Linked DNA regions of Mus musculus: all the other regions are linked to region 3. The links are chromatin loops, found by intact Hi-C in ENCODE. Cell type or tissue: heart. All regions are shown on one strand. Region 1 overlaps Mrps28 (mitochondrial ribosomal protein S28). Region 2 has its middle 34 kb from the start of Gm32496. Region 3 holds the start of Gm52599 (a long non-coding RNA gene). Region 4 holds the start of Hey1 (hairy/enhancer-of-split related with YRPW motif 1). Region 5 holds the start of Mrps28 (mitochondrial ribosomal protein S28). Region 6 has its middle 20 kb from the start of Gm32561.

The links. A loop is a pair of places that touch in the nucleus more often than their neighbours do. Peaks named below come from ENCODE experiments on the same cell type or tissue, not always from the same donor. Only the 100,000 strongest peaks of a DNase experiment are listed, where the experiment ranks them.
Region 1: a loop joins it to region 3, with 2.9 times the contacts of the local background. A loop is called at or near these places in 9 of 42 quality-filtered maps.
Region 2: a loop joins it to region 3, with 2.0 times the contacts of the local background. A loop is called at or near these places in 3 of 42 quality-filtered maps.
Region 4: a loop joins it to region 3, with 6 times the contacts of the local background. A loop is called at or near these places in 15 of 42 quality-filtered maps.
Region 5: it touches region 3 in a loop (2.2-fold over the local background); 9 of 42 quality-filtered maps call a loop at or near these places.
Region 6: it touches region 3 in a loop (2.7-fold over the local background); 5 of 42 quality-filtered maps call a loop at or near these places.

Annotation. Positions count from the first base shown.
Region 1 is chr3:8,914,341-8,919,340 of GRCm38, forward strand. All of the region lies in intron 1 of Mrps28 (mitochondrial ribosomal protein S28), which reads right to left. Gm52601 (a long non-coding RNA gene) reads right to left here. Exons shown (of 2, transcript XR_003954436.1): 2 at 2,577-5,000. Among named protein-coding and RNA genes, the nearest start is that of Gm52601, 6.7 kb to the right of the region's middle. In heart, a CTCF peak has its summit at 2,194; no DNase peak of the experiment used is centred here.
Region 2 is chr3:8,592,040-8,597,039 of GRCm38, forward strand. No RefSeq gene overlaps it. Among named protein-coding and RNA genes, the nearest start is that of Gm32496, 34 kb to the right of the region's middle. In heart, a CTCF peak has its summit at 2,852 (motif pointing right); DNase peaks (open chromatin) are centred at 2,212, 2,842 and 3,472; H3K4me3 peaks cover 578 bases.
Region 3 is chr3:8,764,778-8,769,777 of GRCm38, forward strand. It overlaps Gm52599 (a long non-coding RNA gene), which reads left to right and starts at 1,863. Exons shown (of 3, transcript XR_003954434.1): 1 at 1,863-2,045; 2 at 2,135-3,550; 3 at 4,905-5,000. In heart, no CTCF peak of the experiment used is centred here; DNase peaks (open chromatin) are centred at 1,844, 2,174, 2,864 and 3,334; H3K4me3 peaks cover 2,109 bases; H3K27ac peaks cover 2,435 bases.
Region 4 is chr3:8,665,192-8,670,191 of GRCm38, forward strand. It overlaps Hey1 (hairy/enhancer-of-split related with YRPW motif 1), which reads right to left and starts at 1,847. Exons shown (of 5, transcript NM_010423.2): 1 at 1,591-1,847; 2 at 1,311-1,386; 3 at 1,081-1,164; 4 at 754-835. The coding sequence starts at 1,679. LOC115489673 reads right to left here and starts at 4,497. Exons shown (of 2, transcript XM_030252957.1): 1 at 2,033-4,497; 2 at 1,733-1,887. The coding sequence starts at 2,695. The coding sequence ends at 1,747. In heart, a CTCF peak has its summit at 2,845; DNase peaks (open chromatin) are centred at 2,010 and 2,870; H3K4me3 peaks cover 3,540 bases; H3K27ac peaks cover 3,221 bases; H3K27me3 peaks cover 489 bases.
Region 5 is chr3:8,920,890-8,925,889 of GRCm38, forward strand. Mrps28 (mitochondrial ribosomal protein S28) reads right to left here and starts at 2,968. Exons shown (of 3, transcript NM_025434.3): 1 at 2,698-2,968. The coding sequence starts at 2,907. It overlaps Gm52601 (a long non-coding RNA gene), which reads right to left and starts at 2,683. Exons shown (of 2, transcript XR_003954436.1): 1 at 2,585-2,683; 2 at 1-1,494. In heart, CTCF peaks have their summits at 2,253 and 3,044; DNase peaks (open chromatin) are centred at 2,642 and 2,962; H3K4me3 peaks cover 1,732 bases; H3K27ac peaks cover 1,642 bases.
Region 6 is chr3:8,710,907-8,715,906 of GRCm38, forward strand. No RefSeq gene overlaps it. Among named protein-coding and RNA genes, the nearest start is that of Gm32561, 20 kb to the left of the region's middle. In heart, no CTCF peak of the experiment used is centred here; a DNase peak (open chromatin) is centred at 2,005; H3K27ac peaks cover 385 bases.

The sequences.
Region 1 (5,000 bases), 150 kb after region 3:
TCAAAAAGAAGGCAAAACCCACACTGACTCAGTCCCCAAAGCCTATAAATCAGGTTCTGCTCAAATCTGATTAGTTTCTTTTATTTCCTGTTACTTAACGCTAATTTTTTAAAAAGTGAGAAGGCTATAATCACAGCCTGAAAACAATATGAACAAAAAATGAAATTTTAATGTAACACTTAGAAGGAAAAAAACCCAAAGACATTAAAAGAAGGTAGCAATTATTTCTGAGCAAAACATGGGTGCTAATAAAGACCTACAATCAGAGAAACTAAGTCCAAGCTGAAAGTCGAAATGGAGCTAAATGGGTCAGATCATATGATTACCCTTCAAATATAGCACATGCTAACTAGCTTTCCTTTGTGAAAATGGACTACTTTTAACCAAATTTTAAGTATTGATAAAAGCTTACTCCCGGGGCTGTAGAGATGGCTCAGTGGTTAAGAGTGCTGACTGCTCTTCCTAAGGTCCTGAGTTCAAATCCCAGCAACCACATAGTGGCTCGCAACCATCCGTAATGAGATCTGACGCCCACTTCTGGAGTGTCTGGAGACAGCTACAGTATACTTACAGATAATAAATAAATCTAAAAAACAATAAAGTGCAGGTGGTGGTAGCACATGATTTAAAAAAAAGAAAAGCTTGCTCCCTTGTGAAGTCTATCTACTTCAATTTACTATTTCATTGCCTTTTGACAATTTTCACTGTAGAAATGAATGTTTCAGAAAAAAATTATTATTAACTCTTAGTAACTATTTCAGAATTCTACAATGTAAAGAAAAGGGGATGGCATAAAATCAGAACTATATTTTAACATTCCTTTACAAACTTAATAATTTCTAAGATATCAATGATTTGTCATGTGTTCAATAGGAAACTGGGAAGAAAAAAACTGGAAGGGTAAGAATGAAGCACATAGCTGGGCAGTGGTGGCACATGCCTTTAATCCCAGCATTCCGGAGGCAGAGGCAGGTGGATTTCTGAGTTCGAGGCCAGCCTAATCTACAAAGTGAGTTCCAGGACAGCCAGGGCTACACAGAGAAACCATGTCTCAAAAAACCAGAACTAACTAACTAAATAAATAAATAAATAGAATGAAGCACATGATTTTATTACATTTATATAAAACATATAAAATAAGATCATTTCTTCTTTTATATTGAAACAAATCCTTTGGTATTCATAAAAAACTCAATGACTAATTTAAATCTTTTATCATGGACTGGAGAGATTGCACAGTGGTTAAGAGCGCTTGTAGAGGACCCAGGTTCCATTCCCAGCATCCACACCATATACACACAAACATGCAGGCAAGACACTTGTGTATATTAAACAAACTTCTGTTGTTTTGGTTGGATTGGTTGGTGTTGTTTGGTTGGTTGTTTGGTTTGGTTGGTTGGTGTGGTTTGGTTTGGTTGGTTGGTTGTTTGGTTTGGTTGGTTGGTGTGGTTTGGTTTGGTTGGTTGGTGTGGTTTGGTTTGGTTGGTTGGTGTGGTTTGGTTTGTTTGGTTGGTGTGGTTTGGTTTGGTTGGTTGGTGTGGTTTGGTTTGGTTGGTTGGTGTGGTTTGGTTTGGTTGGTTGGTGTGGTTTGGTTTGGTTGGTTGGTGTGGTTTGGTTTGGTTGGTTGGTGTGGTTTGGTTTGGTTGGTTGGTGTGGTTTGGTTTGGTTGGTTGGTGTGGTTTGGTGTTGTTTGGTTGGTGTGGTTTGGTTTGGTTGGTTGGTGTGGTTTGGTTTGGTTGGTTGGTCTTTTGAAACTGGGTCTCTCTTCAGACTCCTGGCTATGCTGGAACTCTCTATGCAGACCATGCTGGCCTTGAACTCACAAAGAGTGCTGGGATTAAAGGCTTATGCCACCACACATAGCTAAGTAATTTTAAATTAAAAAGAAAAAAGGAAGGCAGGGAAGGATAGAGGGAGAGAGAAATTTTAACAAGAAAGTAAAAATACTTAAAATTTGTATGAAATCCATCTTAGATATTTTGAAAATTTGTAAAACTACCAAGTGTCCTATAGTGTCAGTATTCTCAATACTCTAAAGCAGAGGGTGGTCTACTGTGCAAACCACTCTCTGACCGTGCTGAAGAGGGAGGGACAGGACGCCCTCTAGTGTAAGGAAGCAGCAGTACTAGCCACAGAACACCAAAAAAAAAAAAAAAAAAAACCATTCTTTGCTCAACACTGCCATCTGTGGGCAGTTAACATGGGTTATAAACTTAACCGTCCCCAATGCTATAAAGTCATAGTGTCTAAGTTGACATAAGAGAGATTTAGAATTCAGGAGGGAAAGACTGGGATGTCACTCAGATACAACAATTTATCACTGGCAAGGTCAGGCTGTGATGCCCTACCCCACAAAGGAAAAAGAGACAGAAAAATACATGTACAGAACTATCTTCAGCAGATGTCTACCCGTTCCTCATATAGCAGAATGAGCTCTGTTGACCACAATAATGAATAGTATTTGGCCCTTATGCTCAATAACTGAAAAAATAGCAGCATCAAAGCTGGGAAAAGATGTGGCCACATGAACACACAAGTAACCATAGAACCCACAGGTCCTTTAGATCCAAGTTTGCTTTATATAGTAACACCCACAAAATTAGGACAAAAAAATTATGTGGATCAATTCTGACTTCTTAGCATATATGAAAATCCAACAGGGAAACCCATTATTTTTAAGACTAATGTAATATATGCTAAAAAAAAAAAGTTAGTGTGTATCACTTGAAATTTCATTACTACATATACATATTTTCAAATCCAAAAATAGGCATCTGAGTTGCTATTTTTTGCATAATTACTCAACCATCAAACTAAGTTTTATTACAATTTAAGTCAACATATATTCTTACACACATGTATGGATTCATGCAATAATCCTAACCTTGCTTTTTCCAAGAGTTGTAACTACAAAGACAAAATGGGCTCAGAAATGACTTCATGAAACTACAGAATGGTCAGCGTACTATAAGACAGTGGTGAAGCAAAGCCCAGACCGTTCAAAGGTGTTTCATACAGTTGGTAGGCTCACTAAGGGTAGACGAGTGAGTCCCTCAGTGAATCATGGGAAACCCATCTCAGGGGAAAGAGCTTCATTTAGGAAACAGCAATGTTCATCTTCAGAGGAAATCAAGCATAAACCATCTTACTAATGAACTCTTACCTAAACCCCAATATGCATGCTAGAAGTGTAATTTTTGTGACTACAAGTATATCTTATAGCTTATTTATCAAGTAAAATATACAAACATCAGCAACTTTGACTTAATATCAGGGATGAGGAATATCAATCCCAGTTCCCAATTCCTGAAGGTTGGTTTAGTCACCTGACATCAAGAAACTAGAGTTCAGCAGCAGGCACTTGCACAGGCATGTGTTAGGCCCTGAGTTCCACCCCCAGCAATGCAGACCAGTAAGAGCAAATACACACATGATGAAAACGGGGTGAGGTGGTAAGAAGACGGACGTCACAGCACAGTCCCTGGGAGGTCATCTGGACAGGCACAGTAGACCTGTCAGAGGTGAGCTGTGTGAGGCTTTCTCCCAGTGGACACCCTCTACATTTGCTTTCATAAGCACAAAGTTACAAACGCCCACCGTAGCATTATCAACCTGAGCATTTGCAAGGCAGGCCTTTTCTATTTAAGTAAGTTATAAATATATATATAACCATAATATAAAATATTAGCAGAATTGTTAATACTGTGTATACAGTGAACATATGAGGCAATAAGGAAAGACTCAAAATTACACTTAGGTAAATATAGCAATTTTCAGTAGTAACAACTAAACTACGTTATGTTTACTGGCAAGGGCTACTTTCAAGTGCTTTAAATAATGAATTGTTTAACCCTGCAATAGTCTCATGGCTCAGCTTTCTTTTATAATAAAAGGAAAAGGAGAAAACAGATATGTAGTAGTTTTTCAAAAAATACAGCTAGAAAGATGGCTCAGTAGTTAAGAACACTGGGTTCAATTCCTAGCACCCACAAAGCGGCACACAATCATCTACACTCCAGTCCAGAGAATCATCTGCTCTCCTGAGCATGCAAACGTGCAAACATGCACATGAAAACTTTTTAAAATTTTAAATATACCTAGTAAACAAAACAAAACCAAGAATTTAGGCCAAGACTTTGTGAATCCAAGAAGTATAGTGTTTTGCAGGGATGTAACTGCAAACTGTATCTATCTACAACACAAGCCAACTGTGTTTTTAATGATATATATGTTGTGGTTTATATATATATATATATATGTATAATTATATGTATTATATTATGTATTATATATATATATATAATCCTTGGGAATGATACCTTCCTGTGCTTTTTAAGTCAATGTTACTTTTATACTTTGTAAATAAACTTTTTTAAAAGTCCTGATCACACAGTACTTCTTCATCTTCTAATTTCAGGGTATTTTTCAATTAATTAAACCCAACTCTAAAAAGTGATGTGAGATTTTGCTCACAAACTAAATCCCTAGCAATCCCTAACAACTGCTTCTGTGCCTCACCACAAATGTTAAGAAAGGAACGCAGCAAAACTTCCAGCAAATACTAAACTTAAAGCTCGCGGGGTATTTTGAGCTTCCTAGCTATTCTAACATCATTTCTGCTCAATTACTATGATGGACAAGCACATTTAACTAAGAGCCCAACCTATCCTATGTGTGTAACGGCTTGTGAGTTGTCACAAGCAGTAACAACTCAAGTCCCTGTGTGACTGTGTACTACTTATCCGTACATCCACTTGGTAAACCTGATACTTAGTCTCCATTGTCAGCCCAACTAGACAGTAGAATCATGGAAGAGACACATCTCCTGTATGTGAGGGTGTTTCCAGACGCAAAGGAGAAAGCTCACCCTGAATGTGGGCGGCACTACCCCACAGGTCCATTCAGAAAAATGGAAAATGAGAAGGAGAGCTGCGAATATCACTCATCTCCCTCTGCTTTCTGGCTCCAGGCACATGTAACCAGCTGCTTCCGGTTCCTGA
Region 2 (5,000 bases), 170 kb before region 3:
CCTCACTAGAGACGCTTCTTTTTTGTGGTAGGTGACAAACTGCCATAAATTTAACACAGAGACCCAGGCACAATCTCCAGAGAATAAGAGACTAGACTGGTCTTCCTTAAACTGTGATATCTAATTTTTAAGTGTATCTCTGAGTGTGTTGGTTTAAATACGTTTGGGCCCTGTGGATTCATGTGTTTGAATATTTGGCCCGTGGGAAGTGGCACTATTAGAAAGTGTAGCCTTGTTGAAGGACGTGTGTCACTGTGGGAGTGGACTTTTAGGTCTCCTGTGCTCAGGCTCTTCCCAGTGCAGATGATGACAGCCTCCTCCTGGCTGCCTTCCGATCAAGACGTAGAACTCTTGGTTCCTCAAGCACTATGTCTACCTGCATGCTGCCATGTTTCCCACCGTGATGATAATGGACTGAATCTCTAAGCCTATAAGATAGGCCCATTTAAAATTTTCTTTATAAAAGATGCCTTGGCCATGTTGTCTTTTCACAACAATAAACCCCTAAGTAGTGTGTGTGTGTGTGTGTGTGTGTGTGTGTGTGTGTGTGTGTGTGTGAATATGAATGGAAAAGAGTATTACCTGCTCTTGCATAAGATCCAAGTTTGGTTTGGTTTGGATTTTGTTTCAGTTTTCTTTGTATTTCTATGTTTTAATTGATTGGTTGGTTGGTTGGTTGGTTGGTTGGTTGGTTAATTGATTGTTTGATTGATTGATTGATCGATTGACTGATTGATTGATTATTGGGCTTTTGTTTGGTTTTTGAGAGACAGAGAAAGAACATGAAGTTCATAGGTAGTGAGGTGAGGAGGACCTGGGAGGAGCTGGAAGAGTGGAAAAAAATATGATCACAAAGTGTGAAAAGTATTTTTAAAGCCAATAAGTACCAAATAAGAAATCTCAAAGGATTAATAACTTGACTATCAGTCACTAAGCATGTGCATACTGTATTAGGGCAAAAGGAACAATAACCTGGTGATTTTATACCATAACCAATGACAGTAACTTCAAATGAACACATCTTGAAGAAAAAAGGGTTTGCTGAACTGAAGATTAAACCTTAGTCTCACGTGAGGCGCCGTAGCACGTAGTAAGTCTACATGCATAGTCGATTTGTCATTATCGTTGTTGTTGATGGTGATGGTGGTGGTGACAGTAGAGTCTCATTATGTTGCCCAAGCTGACCTTGAGCTCTCTTGTATTCCAAGCAGGCTTTAAACTGAGTTTCCCAAGTGGTACACCCTACACCACCAGGAGTAGGTTGAGTTAATTATTTTCATTCTCTAAGTGATACTAGAAATAATTTAAAAGACAAAGCTTTTAAAATGTATTTGTGCCAAGCATGGCAGTGCATAACTCAACCTTACTACTAGGGGGTGTGAGGGCAGGAGGATCAGGAGTTCTTAGTCAGCCTTGATGATGGAGCAAATTTGGGCTACGTGAGACTTCATCTCAAAAAATCATAAATATAATAATAAACAAAATATAATAGATAACTCAGAGGCTTTTCTTCTCCTGCTTCACAATTAAAGCCTTTCCAAGTATAGGCTAGATCTAAGCCAGTCAGTGGTGGTCTGTAGGGGACACAAACAAGGCTCTGAGGAGAAGTAACTTAAACAGAGCCCAGAATGAGTACGCCCTGGGAAGGGAGTACAGAATCTGTAGAACTTTACTGCAACCTTGTGAGCTCAGTAAGCAACCCTGAGACTGGCAGAAGCCCTCGTGGAAACCATGGGTGCACAGTTTCCCCAGTGCTCACACAGCCTGAGGGGGCTGGCCACCTTTGCCTTCTCTTCTCTGCTCTCCCAAACACTAAACCATAGCCACTCTCCTCCCTTCCATCCCTCTGCCATCAGCCATTCCCAAAAATATCTTTCTTTATCTCATTCTCGTTCTTTGTAACTCTTATTTTCACGTGTGTAGAAATGACTGTGTGCCACACCCTGTGCATAAGTGCATAGAAACCAGCCTTTAGCTTGGTTGGATACTGCGCTGTTCTCTTCTGAAAACAGAACTCTAGGAAGCAAACGTCACCACTTCCTTCTCTAACAGTGGCTGCCACTGACCCACAGATAGTGTTCTCTGCCCTTCAGCACCTCTGGCAGGATGCAGACATCATCCCACGCTTCTCCCTCCAACGCTGCTGACCAGCAGTGGTCATAGCTTTCCATCACCAGGTCCTTCCCAGCTGTACATCTGTGCGTGCAGTTTTCCTGGATTGAGGACCCTCCTCCAGCACGTGTACTGATTCCAATGCCCTCCTTTGGGAACCTGGGAACACCACTCCGTCCCCTGAACGTCTCAGAATGGGCAGCTCTCTTCTCTTCCCATCACCCTTTGCTCATCACTGCCCACGGCTACCACATCGACACTGAAATCACTAACCTATCCCATGAACTTTACTGAGGGGTGTTAAGTGCCAAATGTTTAGATAGTTACTGGAAACACAGAAGGAACTACATGGAAATGAGCTTTGTCTCCGCCCACTTCACTCCCTGCACATCTAATCTATGAGGGTAAATTTACAGTAAACAATGAGACTGAATATGAATGTTTGTATTCAACAAGTGACGAAAGTCAGAACCTGTTAGGAAAATGGAGAAACAGCAACTGACAAACGTTCAGAGAATTTCCTCTGAAGCGACAGCAGAGCGCCGCGCACACAGTAGGAACTCGCTGGGTTTCCTTAACCGTTGGACAGAGCTAAAGATGAGTAGACATGAGGAACGCACGAAGGTGTACAATATCACTGCGGGGAGAGGATAGCACTGGGAAGACTTTACAAAGGAGATAGGGAGACTGGCCCATCTCACTTCCCTTTCAGGACAAAAATGTGAGATCCCTCTGAGCCACCAGGGGGCAGTGTTTAATCACAAGTGATGAGAACTCCCTGGACCAAGGCTGCACTGAATGTTTGCAGACAGTACCTTTAGGAAATAGTATATAACATAATATAATATATATATAATATAAGCAAAGTGTTATTCACTCCCTCCACATCGGTAATAAACACAACCCTCAAAGATGATAAAATGATAGTGGGATTAAAATCTATGAAGGCGGGATGCACTCATATTCAGAGTTCTGCAATTAGCCTTATCTGCCAGACTGAATCCTTACTTCCTGGTCATTTATCATCTCTGTCACTTGGCTATAGGTCCTAGCAGGTATTCATAATAGGTGCAAAGGAATTTTCCGGTTCCTCTTCGGTATTTGTGCTGTTTGAGCACTTCCAAATGCTGCTTCCTTCCTGTTGAATAGCTTTATTTAGCTTCATCTTAGGTTATTCAAACAGATGAGAGGCAATTACCTTTTTTTTTTTTTTTTTTTTTGGCTTGGTAGTGAGGAAAGCAGAGCTGCTTGCTGCTGGCTAGCAGAATGGAAAGAGTCCTCGCTGCTTGCTGCTAGAAGGAGGGAGCAAGCCCTGGCACAGTGCCATTTCTTTGCAAAACTCAGTGACCAGGTGCTTTCCAGAGTGTGTCATTCAAGACACCTAAGGATGTGATTCCTGTCAGAACTAGAGGCCCTGATTGGAGCAAAGAGGGCGTCCCACAGCTTCAGATAATCTTGCAGGAGGAACCAGACACTGTTTCAGGAAGTAAAATGCCATAAAAGTTGGAAGGAAATGACCCAGGCTTTGCTTCCTGGTTATTCAATCAACAGCTATTCACTAAACATCGTGCGTAAAATGTGCAGGAACAGCGATGGAAACACACTTCCTTGTCCTGAGAAACTAGAATTGGATTCTTTTTACAAATATGAGCAGTAGTATAAGAGAGACTAACAGTAAGAGTTCGCTGAATCACCAGGTCACCAAGTGCCCAGTGGAGATGAGATATGAGAGTGTAGATGACAGGGATGAGGTGCAGAGCTTGGCACCACACACCTGCAAGCCCAGACGCAGGGCACTGAGGCAGGAGCTTGGTTTCCTGACCAGCCTGGGACACAGGGTAAGACTGTCTCTTCTTTAAAAAAAATTTAAAAAGTATTAATTTCCTCAGCTACTAGTAATGGGCCACTTATGTTAAAAGACAGAGATATGAATAAGCCATAAGGCCTGGCAGACCATTGAATAAATCATTTATTTGTAATGCTGTGTGTGTGAGAGAGCGAGTGTGTGTTTTACTACATTGAAGATGACTAGATAATTAAAGATAGAAGATGGGCAATTAGAGTTCTCTAGAGGAACAGAACCCAGAGCCTTGCTGATGAAGGGGATTTCCTAGACCATCTTGCAAAGACTACCCACAATGGCTGTTTGAGCCTGAGAACCTCTAGTTGCTCAGACCTCGGAGCTGAATGACATCTTTAATCTGGTGCTAACACCCAAACAGTTCTTAGAAAATCACTGGTCTTCAGCTGGGTTCCGATGGCAGCCAAGGGTGGTGGCTGCTGCATCAAGGGAGATCCCAGGGAGGCACAAGACAGCCAAGAGAACAAGAGGGCACTGCTCCCCACAGACCTGTCTGTACCTGGGAGTCTGCCAGAAGATGGTGCCCACTGCCCTTATTGAATTCTCCCGGAAAGTAACCTTGCATGCCCATCCAAAGGAGTCTCTTAGCTGAATCCAGAACCTGCTAAGCTGACAAACAAGATTAACCAAAATTCATTCCTAGATCATACATACATACATACACACACACACACACACACACACACACGCGCGCGCGCGCGCGCGCGCGTAAGGAAGATAGACATACATGTAAGGAAGATAGACAGTCTCTAATGTGAGTGTAGTAATGATAGAAATGATAATGGAGGCGCTAACATAAGTGTCCTGATCTGATAGGGAGATGCTCAATGAAAGATGCTAGACATGAGCTGGCAGTGCCTCAGGGGATAAAGTCAGTCACTGGCAAACCTGAGTTTGATCTTCAGAACATACATGGTGAAGCAAAGAGAGAACTCACTTCACAAAATTGTCCTCTGATTTTTACACACTCACAAACGTAATAAAATTAATAATAATAGCAACAAAAATATTTTTCAAAAGAAAAGTA
Region 3 (5,000 bases):
TGTATAGTTTCAGCAGGAGGTGGCAGCAGTATCTCTGAGAGTTCAAGACAAGCCCAGGCTATAGAATTATCTTGGAAATCTGGGCTGCTCATCAAATTCTGTCTCAATTAAAGAAGAGGAGATGTGTGTGTATGCATGCTTTTTTTGACTTGCTCAGCCAAAAGCACCTGTGATTATTTTGAGAATTATTAATCACGTTCAGGAGAAAGAATCTTCATTAGTTGCATTTAGAATTTTGCCTGGTTAAAATTGTTTGCTGTTACATATTCAAATAACAAAAACCTCATGAATTGTGCTTTAAGAGAAAGCTAGTGTACCCCGAGAGGAAGCCTGCACACATCTTCTAATAATAAACCAAAAACCTGATAGTGCAAGGCCTCCAGAGCCTTCCTAATATGACAGCGCATCTGATGGGTAATGAAGCGACTCTGGGAGTGCTGACTCCCCAGAACATCCTCTTAGAAGAGAAAACAAGAACGAACATGAGCTGTGCGTGCTTTATCACCTCCTAGATGGTTTAATGGCAAGTCCCGGTTTCCTGAACTTATCTGTCGTTTCCCTACATTCATGATGTCCCCTGGTATTTATGAGCAAAACAGAAAAGTCAAGTGACTTAGCCAAGGTCAGTGACCAAGAGTAAAGTTAGTATTTATCTTTGGGCTCTTCTGTTTGTGAGTCAGCTTTCCAGGACTGTGATAAAACATCGGAGATGAACAACTTACAAAGAAGAGCGGTTTCTTTTGGCTCAGTGATGGGAATATTTCAGTTCCTGATGGACTCGTCCCGGTGTTTTTAAAGTGGTCATACTGAACCTCACAGTGGGCATACGTGCCACATCTTACACCTGAGACTCTCAGCAGGTTGCTGTCACTCATGTAATCCCTGAAGAACATGACCAGAGGGGAAGGAAACCACAGGCGGCTGTTGTCTGTTGCCAAGTACCTCTGTCGCCCCAGGAATCAAGTACCAAGTACCTCTGTTGCCCCAGGAATCAAGTACTAAGTACCTCTGTTGCCCCAGGAATCAAGTACCAAGTACCTCTGTTGCCCCAGGAATCAAGTACCAAGTACCTCTGTCATCCCAGGAATCAAGTACCAAGTACCTCTGTCGCCCCAGGACTCAGAAGAGATTAGGTTGGTTTGGTTTTTTGTTTGTTTGTTTGTTTGTATGTTTGTTTGTTTTCGGTACATAAAGCCTTGCCTACTTGTGAGCCCTTTCAGAACACAACTGTTGTTACTTATTTGGTTATAACGGAAAGTAAAGCACTGCCTATGAATGATGGATTTATGGAGCTTTTTTTTTTTTTTTAAAGAGTCACAAAGGTCACTGCAGAGGTATGTATGTGCACATTGTGAGCTGCACATACGGTTGTGGGTTGTGGTGTCAATGTGTAGCAGCCTGAGGCTGTGGGTGGGCACACAATAGGACCCTGTGGATTTGCTGTAAAGCATGCCCTGGCTGCCTGCTGAGTGCATCTCTCCCTGTAGGAGGGGTCTCATTGTTAGGAGCTTTGAGCAGAGTGAGCCAACTTGCTCCCTGCTAGTCTCCAGCAGGATCCTGACCAACTAACTAGCTTCCATCATCTATCCGTTGTTCAAATCTCTTGCTATTTTTGAAAGATCAACGCTTGGATGCGGGCAAGCAAGGAAAAAGGAATGACAGAAAGCTTCGTGCAACATTTCAGGGACTTTTTGGAAGGCCAAGTGCAATGTGAAACCTGTCCAACCAAGGGCAATCTCCCAGTCTGGAATTTTCCGAGCGTTAATATTTTTCTATCGTGAACTCAAATCCCATCGTGCCTCCCCAAACACACACTCTTCCCCGCATTGCCACAGGCACATCCGTTTACACAGAGGTTTACATAACGAAGCCAAAACAGACAAGGAAGCACAGGCCAGACGAACAGCCTGGAGAGGGTTAAGTTCAGCCAGTGGTATTGACACAGCGTTTTCTTTCCAGACCACAGAGCTGCGCGCTGATGCTATCTCTGTAATTCTTCGTGCAGCATTCTCAAAGCCCCTTTATTCAGATCCTCAATGCAGAAGGTAGGGTTGGGCCTGAAGAGGTGGTTAAGTCCCAGGCAGAGGTGGAAACATGACCCAGGACTCCTGACGCACAGCCTTTGTCCTTTCAGCTCTACCACGCCAGCCACCTTCCTGTCAGGTGTCTGGTAAGCAGGTTAACTGATCTGTCGATTAGGAGCCGCCAGCCTACGTGCAGCGACTGGGGAACGCAGCCCTTCCCGGTGTCTGCCTTGCCAGCGCTAACTGCAAACCAGTGACGCAAACTGTCTCACGGAGAACCTCATCAAGCACCTCGCCGAGAGTAGCCTAGGTCGGCTAAGAAGCCAAACTTAGGCTGCGACCCCGTAGTGCTCCTCAGAGCTCGCTGACGACAAGCCTCCCGGAATGCTTTCGGGCTGGTCCAGGAGCCAGCCAGGGGAGAGTCGGCTTTATTCATTAATTGAGACAGAAACGGCATATCCCTATGACATTAAACGCAAAATGTTGAGGTTGGGAAAGGGGAAGAGAAGGAAAAAGGAGGCGAGGAAAGAGGGAGAGAGGAGGCGGGGGGGAATAGGAGGAGGAGAACCAGGGAAAGGAGGCGGGGATGTCTGAGCCATTGGTTTTCAATAAGAGTTGCACAGACAAGGAAGGAGAAGAGAGGGGGACGGAGGAGGGAGAAAAGAGAGAGGGAAGAGCAGAAGGGGTGAGAGAGGAGTGGGAGGAGAAAGGAAAGGGAGGGTGTGTGGGGGAGGCCCTGAGTTATGATGCACATGAACTTGGCCAAGGCTCTTTCGCGGCCCCCCGCGGCGGGCTTTCCCACGCAGTCAAGGTGACCCGGTGATCTATGGGGCTGTGGTGGTCGTCGTTTCGAGGTGGGAGGGCTGCCCCCTCCGCAGGGGCCCCTGGGGCGCCGCCCGCGTGACTGTCACCGGTCACGCGGCAAGACTCAGGCAGGGACAATGAGAAAAGCCAGCGGGAGCCGCGGGGCTCCGCTGAGGCTGCCGCTGCTCTTTTGCAGGGCCGGGCCCCGCGGGCTCCCTTCCTCCCTCCTGGGACCCACTCCAGGAGCCTTGCCGCCTGTCTGGTGTAACTTGTCTGAAACCCAGGAGTCAAGACGAAGTCCTGAAGAAAGCACTTCAGACTGTTTCCAGGCCTCAAGAGATAGCTAAACTTATTAATGCTGTCTCCCTTTTATTGGATGTGTGCCTCAAAGAGCATTTTTCTCACCCTATTCAATTAGTTACAAGTCTCTTCCCTTACGTTTATGTAATCTGAGCTAGGACCACTTGGGACTAGTGGCCTGACTGCCTCTCCCTGAACAGGGACCAGAGCATTGCTGCCACTTGCCAGCTGACCCCAGGCCACTGCAGTCTAGCCTCATTCGCTTGCTTCTATCCTTCCCAGGGAGCTTCATTTCTAGAGAAAGTTTCCTTTTCCACGCAGTTTATGCGTCCCGAGGCCTGGGCCCACACTAACTTCTGTGTGAAAGTTGGTGTGCTGAGCTCAGGCCAAGGCCAAGCTCTGTTCTCGACAGACCCTCCAAGGTACATATTAATAACCACCTGCCTAGTTCTCATCATGTGCTTTATAATGTCTTCTTTAAACCCTCAACAGCCTGTTTTATGATGGTCAAAAAAGCTTGGGATAGGTGAGATGGCTCAGTGGGCAACAGTACTTGTCTCTAAGCCAGACTAAACTTTGATTTCCTGGATACACGTGGAGGACCCCATCAAGTTGTTCCCTGACCTGGGAGGAAACACAAAAGTCAGATGTGATCAATTTATTATTATTATTATTATTATTATTATTATTATTATTAGTTTTTCCAGGTAGTTTCTTTCTGTAACCCTGGTTTGTTTTCTCTCTCTCTCTTTCTCTCTCTCTCTCTCTCTCTCTCTCTCTCTCTCTCTCTCCCTCCCTCCCTCCCTCCCTCCCTGTACACCAGGCTTGCCTCAAAGTCAGAGACTCACCTGCTTCCTGAGTGCTGGGATTTTTAAATAAATAAATAAATAAATAAATAAATAAATAAATAAATAAATAAATAAATAAGCAAGCAAGCTCTGTGGAGGTTCTGGACTTCAAGAACTTACCCAAATCTCATTATTGTGAGTGGCAGGGTCTGTCTGCTGGAGACACGGGTACCTCTGTCAGTGTTGGAAAGATATAGTATATAAAATCACAAAGAACAGGGGTGTTTTCTTTTTGATTAGACCCTGGTTTCCAAACCTAGCAGGTAGAAACAATGGCCCTTCTCACCCACAGGCCCTGGCTTTGTTTTGTTTTTTTGTTTTTGTTTGTTTGTATTTAAACCTCTCTTTAGTCATCTCCCACAGCTGAGATTTCAGCCAGCAGGACAGTCAGTCAGTGCACCAATCCTGGGCCAGCCAGCAGGACAGTCAGTGCACCAGTCCTGGGCCAGCCAGCAGGACAGTCAGTGCACCAGTCCTGGGCCAGCCAGCAGGACAGTCAGTGCACCAGTCCTGGGCCAGCCAGCAGGACAGTCAGTGCACCAGTCCTGGGCCAGCCAGCAGGACAGTCAGTGCACCAGTCCTGGGCCAGCCAGCAGAACAGTCAGTGCACCAGTCCTGCTAGCCACGGTTCTGCATTCCTGCTATGTGTTTGCATAGGTCCTTTATCTAAGTGGACATGTGCACTGCTTGTCCTTTTGTGAGTGCCTTCTTCCACTTAGCATCGTGTCTTCATTCTCTATCCATTTTGTAACACTTATGGCGGCTACTTTTATTTAAGAGGCAGAATCATAATCCACCGTGCAATATTTCATTTTATTAATGGAGTGTTTATACTCCATTTGTCCACTAATAAACACTTCTGCATTCATGGGATATTCTTCTGAAGACAGTGGCTGGGAAATGATATGCCTATTCTGTGCCCATACAGAGGTTACTAGCCGTATCTGGCCCCTGTTCTTATGAGAGCATTCAGACATGCAGACTCGGGGGTGCAGAGGAAGGAAGAAGAACACCTGCACGCTGA
Region 4 (5,000 bases), 100 kb before region 3:
ATTTTGAAGCTGACCAAAATCTTTGCATTAATCAACAGTATATGTTTGCTAATGCAAGTTCAAAGCCCAATTAGAAGCTGCTGAGCAGAAATTGGAATTATACCCTACCAGCAGATGAAACTATGTTCCCTCCTTTAATGTTTTCCCTCAACAACAACAAAAAATACATCAAGGACAGAGAAACCACAGAGCAGTGAAATTCATTAGACACACAGATGTAAGTTATCATCGTGGAGCTTTTAGGCACTTGGTCCTTGGTGAAGAATCTGGTGGCTGGAGACAGACACGGGCTTCAGTCTCTCACCCCGTTAGATTTTTTTTTCCTCTCTATTTAGCCCCAACATGTCTCTTTCCTCCAAATTCTTTTGGCAGTTCGTTTTCTAAATCTGTATATAAAATTCCGACTATCTAGTTGTTCTTTTTAATAAGCCATTTCCCAATCCTTTCTTAAATAGCAACAGACAAACATGAGTGACTTGACCTAAATCAGGGCTGTCACAACCGGAGGAGCTCCGGGAGACAGGCGCTTGCTGAAAGGTGCATTAGCTCAGTTGAAAGAGGATTGGGGTGATGTATTCACTGCTCAAGAACCCATGTGCTGTTGAAGGTGCACTTGGCTGGCAAGCACATACTGCTCTCCCCACCCCACAAAGCAAAGCAGGCAGGGACTGCACCAATCCCAGACTGCGCTTGCTACCACCCCCACCCCCCACGCCGAGCACGCAAAGCCCCAGCTGAACTGGAGAGGAATACCTTTCCCTCCTGCAGTGTGCAGCATTTTCAGGTGATCCACAGTCATCTGCAAGATCTCAGCTTTTTCTAGCTTAGCAGATCCCTAAAAAGAAGACAAAAGGCTTATCTGACACAAGTGCCTTTGGAGAACTTAAAATATGCACACAAATATACATACATGTAAAATACAAACGTAAAAAAAAAAGCAAAAGTCACGTATATCCACAAAATCTGTGGGAATTTGTGTAAGAACATCCAACGACTTGGCACAAATGAGGTTAGAAGCACGGAGGGGAGGGAATCAGAAGGTGCCGATGGCTACACTCAGCGCTCTCATACTTCCATTACCTGCTTCTCAAAGGCACTGGGTACCAGCCTTCTCAGCTCAGACAAACTGTTATTGATTCGGTCTCGTCGGCGCTTCTCGATGATCTATGGGAAGCAGACAAAAACAAAGGAGGGCATTTACGTTATGACTGTACATTCCAACGAGAAGAAATGTGGTTCTTTCCGTTAGTTAATTAATTAATATAACAATGTGCATATATATTTAAATTATTGGGGGGGGGGGTACTCACGCCTCTCCGTCTTTTCCTGGCCAAAACCTGGGACGATGTCGTTGGGGACATGGAACACAGCGCCGAACTCAAGTTTCTGTAAGATGGGAAGCAATTGCCTTGAGAAAGGAAAGGAGAGCCCTCCTACACCAGATTTCTTTGGCAACTTGAGCTGGAGGGCTCGGGGACGATTGCTCCCAGCCAGCAGCTGCCGGCCCACGACTCCCGGCAAAGGGAACCCAGCATCAGCGCACCCCATCCTCTCCTCCCGCTCCGGATCGGTCGGACGCCGCCAACTCACCCATTCTCGTCCGCGCTCTCCTTTTCCACCTCGATGGTCTCGTCCAGCTCACTATCTGAGGAGCTGTAGTCTGGGTGAGCTCTCTTCATGGTGGCGGAGCGTGGGCTCCGAGGAGGGTCGCGCGGCGGGCAAGGAGGAGTTAACTGCAGTGGCCGCTCAGCGCTCGGCTGCGGGAGGTGCGTGCACACTGATCCCACTCACGCTCAGTCTCCGGTTAAAACTCAACCATCCCTTTCCCACGCTGCGCCCCTTCCCATGGATAGGGGGAGGGCGGGGAAGGCGGAGAGGTTGGGGCAGGGGCGGGGCCACGGCTCCCGGGTAACCGCGTGCCCCGGCCAATTGGCGCCTCGCTGCGCAGATTGGCAGCCGCATGGGGGCGGGACGAGCGGAGGCCGAGGCTGGCTGCTCCCCGCCCCCGGAGCCCGCCCCTGCCCGGCGGCAGTGCGTCGGCTCCGCAGGAGTTCGGCTGGGGGCCGCGGGCGGCGGTGGGCCGGCGGCGGGCAGAAATGGGGGGCCGGCCCGGGACACCAGCCCGGCGATAGCCACCGCCCCGCCCAGCCCCACCCCGCGCGCCCGGATTGGCCTGGCCGTGTGCCAGGGCCGCGCCTGCAGCGCCGCCGGTGAGCCGCACGCGCCGCGGGCCGTGGGAAAGTGCCGGCGCCCCGGCCGCCAGCCAATCCGGACGGACGGCGACGGCGGCGGCGACGGTGGCGGCGGCGGCGGCGGCTGCTCTGGGCGGCTGCTCTGGGCGGCTGCATGAATGGAGAAGAATAGCCAGGCGGGGGAGCCGGGCTGCACGAGGGCGCGCCTGCCGGGCTCCTGGTGTGAACCTGTAATCGGAGTCCGGGCGCCGGCGGGCCCCGGAAGCCACCGCCCGCGTCCCGTTCTCTGCACTGCTGCCGGTGCCCCGCGGCTGGAGGCGGGCGTAGTTGGCGGGTCCTACAGGAACAGTCGCCTGGGGCGCCGCTCCTTTGGATGGTGGCCACCAGCTCTGGGAGCAGAGCCTGAGAGACTCAAGGGATGCTGCTTTTTGGGTTCTAGGAGCCTCTAAAGCTAATCCTGCAAGGCTTCTCAGCTTTGGGACGAAATGCATGCCCCTATGCATGTCATTTCCGGGGAAGTAGAGCGCTTGTTTTCTGGGTTAGCTTGAGGGAGGAGTAGCTATCCCCCGAGACATTCATTATGTTGGGATTTTTGCTGTTGTTTTGTTTTGTTTTTGTCCTCCCTTCCCCCTAGTGTTGGCGGCCAGATCCTCTTAGCAGGCGACAGGGTGGCGGCCTGGGTGTTTGCTTCTGAGGCTGTGCGATCATCTGTGCGAGGATGCACGTTTCTGGCCCGCATCGCGCGCGCGCGGACACACACACACACCCGTTGGTCTCAGTTGGGAGGGGCGTTTGGGGTGCTATATGAAGTTCTGCACACCGCTCTCCCCTCTCCCCCACCAAGAAGGGCGACTTTAAAAAAATAGTTTAAATCTTATGGATTGTTTCCCTAGTTCAGCGTTCACAGAAGTAGACAACCTGGAGAAAGCCCAGTCTTTATCCTGCCCCACTCTTGGAGCCTGCAATCCCGTCTATGAAGCAAAACTTCATAACCGTTGAGAAGAATAAAAGAAACTCAACACCTTTGCAAGCAATTCTGTTTCTAGACATGATGGGTTCCATAAATGCAGACTAAACCGAGTTCCCAGGTCCAGTTCTCCATCCACACACTTTAGACCACATCCTGGGTCCTTTTAAAGTTCTCATTGCACTTCACCCTACTGTTCAGAGCCTCAGCCCTCACAGCTCCTCTGAAAAGGTGAGGTCCCTCCATCTTGGCTTTGTTTTTTCCTAGTGCACATATCCCACCACACAGCTTAGGAGTGGTCAAGCCAAGGCTCACTGCCTGCTTCCCTCTCCATGTTCACAGCTCGCTTCGCTCCTGTCACAAGCTGGAAGCTCACCTCCAGACCCCTCTCTTCATCCATCTTCTCCATCTTCAGAGCCTCATATCACCTGCCTCCCTTGACGCCATCCCATGTTTCCCCCTAAAGTGACGGAGCACCCTGCACCTGAACCAGCATGACCTCTACTGCATAGCTTTTAAGTTTTCTGGGTCAGTGGCACCTACAGTAAGGTCTTGTTTGCTTTAGCCAATGTTGGCCGTTGTGCAGAGAAAGAAACTAGCAGCAGATTGGCTGGTAAAAAGAAACGGTTTACATTGAGGGTGCTTGGTTTTAGATACCAATATTCCTCAAATTTACTGTGGAAAATGAGGCTATCCTGGTGGGCATGTGGTACTGTGTGCCTCTAATCATAGAACTTGCAAAGTAGAGGCAAAATTTCATGAGTTCCAGTCCAGTCTATGCACATAGGTTCTCCTGAATTGTATGTATAGCAAGACCTTGTACAAAACAAATGCTAGAACTCTGGGACCCAACACTTGTTTAGCACTAAAAAAAGAATACCAATGCTTATCTGTCTGTCCATCTCTTTCTGACCGTCTACCCAGTACTTCCAAAGTGTCTTCTGCATGCCTGGCACAATGCCGGCACCTGAGAGATAAAGGTGACAAGAGGTGATAAGCTCCACACTGTCTCTGAACTCACAGCCTCGGGAGACAACACACAATAAGCTGATACATAAGTGGGGTAGCTATAGAAGTCCGCGGGAGACAATACACAATAAGCTGATACACAAATGGGGTAGCCATAGGTGTCCCGAAGCCTAGTGGCACCTTCTGATAAGGAGAAGGGAGAGAATGGGAACACTTTTATGAGGTCTGGGGACGTTTTCAGAGCTGACCCTGAGTGTTAGATGGAGATGTAATCGGAGGCCAGGAAGGAAGGGGTGGTGACGGCTTCCCTTGGGTAGTGGGGTCTGAGAGGCTGACGGCATCAGGCTCTTTTCCCACGGGCTGCCAGCTAAAGGCAATTTTTTTTCTAGGAGACTTGGGGCTTCTTGTAAAGTGAATAGGGGTGCCCCAGGCCTGGCCTTTAAGGGAAAGGCCTTTGTAGGCTGAAGTCCCTACTCGGGGCTCTGCAAGAGACCCTTGCTCTGCACAGTGATATCAGCGCAGGAGATCTCACCGACTGCTGCTGGAGTTGACATCAGAAGGCAGAGGCGTCATCTGCAGCTCAGAAAGAGGAAAGGGCTGCTCCAGTCAGCTTGGATTCACTGTGAAGCAAAACGGCTTTGGGACAGCCTACCTCAGCTCTCAAGACGCTGAGTCAGTCACATCTCAAATGTGAGGCCAGCCTGATCAAACAGAGTTCCAGGCCAGTGCTATCCCTGTCTCCAAAACAGTTTTGTGTTAGAATAACTCATGGTGGGACAGGCCTGTAATCCCAGTCCTGAGACAGGAGGAGTGAATGTTTCAGGACAACTCAAGCTACATAAATCCTGTCTTGAAATGCAAAAAAATAACCA
Region 5 (5,000 bases), 160 kb after region 3:
AGGGAGAGTACTCTGGTTTACCTGACGGTCCTAACTAATCCCAACAGAACTCAAGATAAAAAAGGAGCAGATGCAAGGTCATCATGAGGTACTGAGTAAGAAGACAGTTGTCACTGGCAGCTTTGAAGATGGGAGAGGCGGCTCCTGAGCCAAAGAGCACCGAGTCCCCACAACAGGGCCACAGGAGGAAAGTTACCCCCAAAGCATAAGGAACTGAAGCTTCTCAGCATCCTACTGCTGAGGGAAGAACTAGGAATTCCTACTGTGCTAACCTGTGAGCCAATGCGGAAATCATATTGTGGCAGTAGCTCGGGAAATGGGAACCCATCAAGATCCAGCTATGCCGCTCTTAGGCATATACATTACATAAGGGCACTTGCTCAGCCATGTTCATTGCTACTCATGATAGCCAGAAATCGGCAGCAACCTAGACATCCCTCAGCACAAGACTAGATAAAGAAAATGTGGTATATTTACACAATAGAGCACGTCTCAGCTTAAGAAAAAAAAAAAAAACCCTCCAGGTAAATGGATGGAACTAGAAAAATCATCTTGGTGAGGCGTCCCAGAGCCAGAGAGAGAAATTTGGTATATATTCACTGATATGGGAGTCGATGATAACCTAGCAACAATCTGCAGAACACAGATGTTAGGTAGGCTAGGTATAGATTAAGGGACTAGAGGGGACAGACAGATCTACCCAGGAAAGGGAATAGAAGAAACAGCCATAGATTGAAGGATGTGGAACAGACCCTAATACAGCAGAAGCTTTCTAAAACATACACATATATGAAAAGGTGACCTAATTGAAGTTGACAAATAATGAGGGAGACAAGAGTCCCATGTGGCCATCTCTTGTCACAAAATGAAGCTTCCAGTCACAGGATTGTGTTACATCTGACTGAGCTGCTAGCCAAAGGGATCCACGAGAAGCCTCAAGCAACTGAAGCTGTTGCCAAAACTGTAGGCTGCTCTCCACAAACTGACAGCAAGGCCCACTGCTGAAGACAACACCTACTTATTGAACATGGAGAACACTGAACGTGGCCGGTGCCTAAATAAAGTCTTCACCCTTATGTTTTAAAGTTAGTCTACAGGCTTCTAAAAGAGAAATATAAACACCAACCCAGCCACAAACCCTTTGATCTAAAATGGTGTCCTGTCTGCAAGATATGCTGGTATTACAAAGCTTGTGGAGTAACCAACCAATATCTGGTTTGACTTATGAAACCCATTCCGAACACTGCTTGAGGGACCTCGGGTAAATCCAAATACTACTGTTCTTAAAAAAGAAAAACAATGTACCAATAAAATTATTCTTAATACGATTCTGTATGCTCATAGATCAGTGTCTTGCTCAGTCATCATCAGAGAAGCTTCCTCCTGCAGCAGTTGGGAACTCATACAGACGCCCTCAGCCAGACAGTATTCAGAGGTGGAACATCCTGTCCTAACAGGGATGTCTCCATCATATCCCTCCACTCAGTGTGAGCCCTAAAGAAGAGGAGATGGGAATGGTATAAGAGCCAAAAGGTTGTGGAAGACACCAAGAGAACAAGGCTCTCTAAATCAACATGAACAAAGCTGGCAGAGACTGGAAAGCACTCACAGGGCTTGCACCAGGCCTACCCCAGGTCCTCTAAAGTGTGTCGCGGCTTCCAGCTTCTATGGGACTCCTGAGTGTGTGCACAAGTGCCTGTATTTCCTCCACCTCTCTTGAGCTCTTTAAATTCTATTTGTTTTGTCCAATTCTAATATGTTAAGTTTTTGTTATCTTTTTATATTTTCATTTTCTTATTTTAAAAGAACTCCTAGTGCCCTATAAGTAAAAATTTGTGTTTTAAGCCACTACATGTGGCAAAAATCTCAAAACTATGTCCTGGGGTCCTTCCCATCACTAGATCAAAGAAAAGTTTTGGCACTCAAAACTAAGATGACCCTACAATCCTGAGAAATAGCTACATGTGTACTGTTCAGCAATACCCACTAGAGAACAAAAACTGGAAATTCAGATTTTTCTTATATAACCCAACCTCATGTATACCCGAGTCTCAGAATTTTTAAAAATCCCAGCCTTTTGTATTTGCACTACTTCATGTATCTAAATTATTTTACAATGTTTTACACAAAGGGGGAAAAAACTATATTTTTAAAATAAAAGGTCACTTGCAATAAAGGAAAGTGAAACACTGACAGTTTAAATCATACGCCCAGTTCACAATAGCTTTAAGTGTCAATTCAATTAAGATGCTTGTGACAGGCCTCGAGCCGCCTTGTGGCAAGGCTAAGACCTGGAGTCGTTTTCCTCCAAGTCTGACGGGTCGCCCCACAAACCCGATGGATACCTGGCCCAGAATGTGTCACAAAGGTATGCAGAGAGAACCCACAGGAGCGTAAAAGCCATGGAAAAGGAAGAAAATATTAATCACACGCTCTGCTGCAGGTCAAGGGTAGAAAGCTACCCCCGCCGCTCCAGTCGCTCCTCTCCTCATCCCTAAGTCACCGGCATAGCCCATGACAAGAAGGACAGAATTCACCCCCAACCCACGCTGGCCCCTCCCTGGAGTCGCCGCCTGAGCCCCACCCCAACACCGACGGGCTCCCGCCCCACCACGCCGGCTCCTCCCAGCGTCCCGGGCTTAGCCCCTCCCCACGCTCGGCCCGGCGTGCGGACGTGGCGCCGCGAGGCCTGCTTACCAGTCGGAGCTCCGCCTTCCGCTGCAAGTCCGAGTGTCGCTCCAGAGCGCTCGCGAAGCCGCCTGAACGCGCCCGAGGAGCGGAGGAGTCGTGGGTTGCGCTCTCGGAACCACTCTCCGTGCTTGCATTTCGCAAAGGCTTGGAGAAGACAAGCGCTCTCAAGAAACGGCTCCCAGCAGTCCCGGCGTGGGACCTACACAGCGCCGCCATGACGCCTGCGCGACCTCTGACCTCTTCTGCACGCTTGCAGGTCAGGGGGCGGGCCGAGGAGAGCCCCGCCTACCGCCTTAATCCCAGGCGAGCCTACTAGTCCGGTAGTTTAAAGCTTGCCTCCCGCGGACGCCAGAGAGCGCATGCCTCCTGAGGGACGGGGTGACGCTACAGCTGCTGTACTACACGGTCTTCAGAGGTCTCCTTCGTTATCCTGTTAGAGTTGGAAGCCCTATGCTCACCAGCACCTCCTGTGCCTTCGTTACTCAGCACTTTCGAATGCGTCATGCTTTAGATTTGAAATAATTCTTAGTGTTCACCCTCCAGTTTTGTAAACTCCAGGAAGGAAGGAGAGATTGCCTTTGCAAATGGGCACAAAGTTGTTCCTAAAACTGATGGTAGGTCTGTCCTTGGCCACTTCTGTTGCCAGTCACATGCATTACAAAACCCAACAGAAGTTTTATCCTAGCTAGCTACCATCATTTCCTGTGAATTAAGCTTCAGAAATATGCTCAGGCGTAGCACTTCCACGCTCCCATACCCAAACACTTGATATTGTTTGTTTCTCCCCAGTGTAAATCCCCAGAATTTGTCCATCCACTTAAGAATCGAACCTAGTTGCAAAAGTGTTTGCCTTTTAAGTGGACCACTAGTCTAATCAATGTAATGTTAACCTACAGATTACTAAATCCAAGGGCGGGTGTCAGTTTTCTATGTCATTTGTACATAAATATCTTTTTTCCCCTTATCGAGGTCTCATGTAACCCATACTGGCCTTGAGCTCACTGCGTAGTTGAGGGTGACCCTCATCATCTGACCCTCCTGCTTCTCCCTGAATGATGGGACTTTACAAGTACTGTCACTACCAGGGCCAGGACAGAACCTCTTTTATGTCTTTGACTCTTAGTGTAAGTCTTCCTCAATGCTGCAGGTCTATTTTGACCTTAGAATGATGCATAGTTTTGTGGATAACTTACCACTCCGCATTACTAGTCACTGTAGGGAGTATCTCACAAATTCAGTAGGAGCCTGAAAAGTAGATTCCGCTTCAAGTGAGATCTCATTCTGCATACGCTCATTTCTGCTGACACTTAAGTGGATTCTTGTCGAAAATGTCAATCTCTATGGCTACTACCACTTTCAGTTCCTTTCGGAAACAGTGTAGCAAATTGTAGAGCTCCCTTTAAGAGCCCTCAGCAGTCTCAAGTAAGGAACTTTCATCCTGGGCAATCCAGTATCCCCGTGCAGATTTGGTTTTTCTGCTTGGGAAAGCAAGCTGCTCAGCAGTGCCAAGTTTAAAGAACTGCTTTGCAAACTTAAACTGTATCACTTCCAGTGCTTGTCTGGCATGGCAAGGCCCTAGGTTCAATCTTCAGGATAAACCCTCCATCTGGATGAACAGAACAAATGAAGTCCCATCTTTAAATCCAACAGACATGTTATATTCGTGTTGCCTAAGCTAGTGAATAACCCTGAAAGCCAGGCAGCGCCATGGGGAGGGGCTCTTAGTCTTCCTAGTGATATATGTACGCTCAGTGGACTCGTCTTGAAGCTCCCAACTTAAGAAGTATCAAATGAAATTAGAAAAGTGAGGATTCACAGGGCAGTGGTGATATACAACTTGAATTCTATCCCTCAAGAGGAAGAGGCAGAGGAATGTCTCGGAGTTTGAAGCCAGCCTGGTCTACAGAGCATCTTCAAGGCCAGCCAGGGCTATACAGCAAAATCCTGTCTCAAAATTACTTAAGAGAAGAAGAGGAGAGAGGAAGGAGGAGGGAGGAAGGAGAGAGTGGAGATTCATAGCAAACCATTTTAATTGGAATTTCTTTATACAGTGGATTGTGCTCATCTGAGAAGCCATAGGTTGTCAATAAAAAGCCTAACACCAGGTTTGGGACACCTCCCCTCAAGCTGATGGTCAGGGTTTTCCTGGAGACACCTGGCACAATACAGACAACTGTCCCTGCACTTGTTTGCATATCAGGACAGGGCAGTAAAACTCTGCTGAAGACACTATACATTCTGGTCACAGACTATGAAGAAACCAAGTTGGCCCACAAAACTTGGTTGGTACTCTCAGTGTACTAGGACAT
Region 6 (5,000 bases), 54 kb before region 3:
CCAAGTAGGTCCCATATTCTGGAACTTTCCCTGAACCCAATCTCTCGCTCTGTAAGATAATGATAACTCTCCTACTGTCAGAAAGGCTTATGGGACCCAAAAGAGCAACTAGAAACCTGCTCATAGACAACAGTAAATCACACAAAACATGCTAGTTATAATTAATTGAGTCATCATAATTGGATAAAATACAAAAACTATGGATATCACAAATACACTTAAAAACTTAAGAATGTGTATAAAACTAAAGAAAATGTTTATTTCACAGAAAATAACTACTGTGCTTCTTTTTCTGGTTTTGACTGGTTTCCTTAAAAAGAATTTTTTTGAATTTTTCCCTCATTTTATGTATATTTGTTTGTTTTTTAAAAACAAATCTCATACAGCCCAGGCTGGTTTCAACATGTATCTGAAACCAGCCTTGAACTCATGATCTGCCTGCCTCAGAGCTCCCACATGCTGGAATGGCAGGCCTATACCACACTGCCCAGTTGGGACCTTGATGTAGGCATGAAATACTCCATGGAGAATCTATGACCACTAGAGGCTCCAACCACAGACTCTTTGAGTAATGAAGAGGAAAACTAGGTCAATAGAAGCTCAAATATGTAGATGCCCAATAATATATGGAAGTTCAAACAGGAGATGAGCTGTGTCTTCCTTCTGCAAGGGACCTCACACTGCAGGAGCCAGTGTAGGTGGATCAGATGGACAGCTGCGTTGCCTCCTGATGTCATAGCTTATTGGTGTTGATGGACAGAGTCCACAAGGCTTTCCCTGGCTCTCTGGCAAGCAGAAAACACATTTCTGTTTCCATCATCTTTTTTGCTTCTTGTAAAGGAAGAGCAGCATTGTTTATGATTGTGAGGAACAGCCTGAGGCGCCAGTGCATTTCATAAGGAAGAGCGGTGGCTTCTGGAAGTGACACGCATGTGGGAACCCTGCTGTGAAACACCTTACCTGAAAATGGAGGGAAGTCGAAGAGTCTATAAACTGGATAACGCACTCACTTGTTACCTCAAGCAGATCCAGACATCGCAAAGAGAGCATGCACTGGTTAGAGCACCCGCTCTAACCACCCGCTGGTTAGTAAATTTGGAAGAAGCCACCATTCTGCAAGCTTTGGCTTTGTACTGCTGCATCACAAGCTTCCAATACATGTATGTCACAAGGCTTAGTAGAATTTCTTGTTAATTTGTAAGTCAAGAGGAAAATGTAGAGCTGGGAGCGTAGCTCAGTTTTTAGAGCTCCTGCGTAGCACACACAAAGCCCAGGGCTGGTTCCCAGAACTGAATCAACCCAGCAAGGTGGTCCATACTTATAATCCCAGCCCTTGGAAGGTGGAGGCTGGAAGAACAGAAGTTCAAGGTCACCCTTGACTACATAGCAAGGTCAAGATAGGAGAGTCTAATACAGAAAAGGAAAAGAAAAATTGTGCTTACACTTTTGGAGGAGTAAGATTTTATTTCCTCATAGTAAAATTAGCAGCTAAAAATCAATAAGTTAATATAAATATTTGTTCCATAAATATTGAATAAGCATTTGCTGTGTGTGTGTGTGCCCGATGCTATGCTTAGGAGTAAGTACAGGCTGACAGTGAAACCGTATGGTCACTGTCCGCAGCATTGCATTCTGGGTGTGAAGTGTCGTAGTTTCCCACTGCTTGGCCTAAAGCAGGAGAGTCCGGCACACACTCTCCATATGTCTGAGGCAGCCTTCAGAGTTGAGTCCCAGAGTCACCCTGCCCCGAGTCCTGATTGTGTGTCCTCCCACCCACGTGCTGGCTAACTGCTAAGCAGCAGCTCCTGGTGGTATTTAGAGGTCAGACTGATAAGGCTGCAGAGACTTAGGCACTCTGTTGGTCTGAGCTCTTGGGTAAGATATTTTATCTCCCTGTTAATCTGCAAAATAGGCTTCTATTACCCATCTCACAGGGCTATTGTAATGGCCAACTAAATGAACAGAGCCTGGGAACACAAGTGCTCAGTGAGTGCCAGCAATTGTCATTCCAAGTTGACCTCATCTCCGTCCTGGCTCTACACACAGCCTGGGGGTTTGGCAGGGTGACTTTCCTGTCCTATGTCAGCCACAGTCTCTCTTGCCTGCCACTCTCCCCATGTTCCAACCCAATGAAGGAACCTCGGGTTCCCTGGGCCAGGGGAACCTTCCTATTTCTCCACTACATACTTCAAGCTCACTTTCTCTAGAGAGCCCTCACGGTCCTAAGTGTCGCCGTGTCCTGCTCCCTGTCTCCTTAGGACTGAAGAGGACTGAATTCTCTGATTCAACATCCTCTCAAAAGGCTTACTCTCTTCTTTCCCACCAGAGCTTGACTGCCATGCAGCCATTGGTCAGGTCTCATCTGCATGCTAGATGGACAGACAGATGAGTGGAGGACAGACAGTGGTGGGATACAGGGGACAGAATGGGGCAGCACTTGAAACGATCTACTTGTGATATTCAATTCAGTGACAGCAGTGAATGGCACAGAACCCATTGGCCGTTACCTTCTCCTGACTCTATTGGACTGAAGATATAAGGGACACAGAAGCCGAACAAAAAGCTAGGGACAACTCACTTTTCATATGCTGTCACACACACACACACACACACACACACACACACACCCGAGCTCTAACTACACCAAGCATCTCCCAGGAGTCTCAGCATGGTGCCTGTAGCTGCATTTCTCTAGATGGAAGCTATACATATGTTACTGAGATTTCCAAGTTCAGAAACTCCATTAGATGCCCTTAGTAGCATAGTCTACCTCATGGTAGAAATTATAATGATTTTTCTTTTCTCTTCTCTTCTCTTCTCTTCTCTTTTTTCTTTTCTTTTCCTCTGTTTTCCTGTCACAGGGTCTCTTTCTGTAGCCCTGGATGTCCTGGAACTTGCTATGTAGTGAATGAAAGGAAATGAGGGCTCCAAGGCACGGCTGAGGGGAGGTTTTTTTGTTTGTTTGTTTTACTGTAGTTATGAGGGTGAGAACAGCCAGAGACATCTGGAACTGTCCAGACTGAACCAGGCCATGCCAGGAGAGAGGGAGGGTTAGAACAAGAGAGGAAGAGAAAAGAAAGAAGCAAGAGAGAGGGGGAAAAGCAGAGCAAGAGAGCAGCCATGGACCAAGAGGCCAAGAGAGCGCACATGGTTGAAATGGTAGGGATAGAGAAAGAGAAGAGAGGAAAGAGAAGCTGAGGAAGCAGAGGGAAGGGAAGGGAAGCCCTGATCCACAGATATTGAGTGAGCCTTGTCCTGGGTTGAACTCACAGAGATCTGCCTGCCTCTGTCTCCCAAGTTCTGGGATCAAAGGTGTGCATTGTATCTTGATATTGTAGGCACTTACCAAAAATGCATTCTTGGAGCATGGGAGATGACAAAGCAGGTCCGAGTGCAGGCTGTTCTTGCAGAGAACTGAGTTCAGTTTCCAGTACCCACATCAGGCAGCTTACAACCTAGGTTCAGGTGGTCAGACACCTTCTTCTGGCATCCTTGGGCACCTACCTACATGTGGTACATACACAAATATTCAGGCATATTATATAAGTAAGTAAGCAAGCAAGCAAATCTTTATAAAAAGCAAAACCAAAATGCATGCTTTCTTTCAGACTCTTCAACATTGAGCATGTTGAAGGTGGTTTTTGGTTTTCACTCTCTGGCAAAGCACCAGCTCCTCCCAGGGAAACAGGCCATCGAAGCGTGTGAGTGGGTAGGCCTAGGAAATAAACCAGCCTGGCCTTCAGCAACGGCTTCTCTTTGCACCTAATCTTAGTTAATGAACATCACCTGTATACCCCTAAACTCCTTTGGAACAAGAGCTCAATTAGAACTACCCCACACCGGTTGTTTCGAGACTACTTGAGACAAACTAGATGTGCCGACTCCAGCATTCCAGCAGCTCAGGAGTTCAAGGTCCTCCACACGTGTATGGTGTATTTGAGGCCACCTTGGGATCCTGCCTCCAAACAAGCAAGCAGAGTGCTGCTGAGTACGTAAAGCTCTGTTGTGTGGGTTTTGCATTGATCATCCCTACAATCTAATAAAATCATAACTGAATGAGAAAAAGAAATAAAAAGAAAAGGATATGCCTGCTCCTAGGTATAGTGGAGGAGAAAGTTTGTCATAGATAAGTGGGAGAGCATAGCCAGAGGCAGACCCATCTGGGAGAGTCCAGAGTGGGCATGACCCTGAACCATGTGTAGAGGGTGGCGGGGGTGGGGGGGAGAGGAGAGCCAAGTACAGCAGCCATCAGAGCAAAAGAAGGGACAGCGAGAGCAGGTAACCAACCTGTATGGATTAATGGGGAAGATCCTCTGGGAGAAGAGCAGGGCAGCTGCCCTAGGCTGGGAAGTTCAAGGTAAAGGTGGGGCCGGTGTGCCATCCTTACCTGTAACAGGTGTGGACTGAGGGATGCTGGGCAAGTCTGGAGGCCAGGTCTGCTTTGATATGTTAAATAGGTACCTCAGCTGCTGGGGAGGGGCCTTAAACTTAATAATAACATTCTCAACTTTGCTGCTTTGGGAAATCAACTTACTCATTAGACTTGAGTTCTCTTTTATTTATTTTATTTATTTATTTTTTGAGACAGGGTTTCTCTGTATAGCTTGGCTGTCCTGGAACTCAGAAATCCACCTGCCTCTGCCTCCCAAGTGCTGGGATTAAAGGCTTGTGCCACCACCACCCGGCAGACTTGGGTTCTCTTAAGGCAAAGAAGCAGTTTGCACCTGAGCCTTGGCTGCAGAGAGTAGAATGGGTTCTGACTTCTATCGTCTTTTAGTTCTTCCAAAACGCTCCCAAAATGCAACATCCTCTAAGAGCCTTCCTTGTGCCAGCACAGGAGGGCTGGTGCTGTCCTAAGCTGGGCACTTTTCTATCCATGGATCTAGATTGTGTACAGTCACGGATCTCTGTTCAGTGGCTTCATCAAGTGTAACTGAGCTGAAAGCTCTTAAGATTCTTGTGCTTCTTCTCTTTCTTATGAGTAGTATCCTTGAGCACCG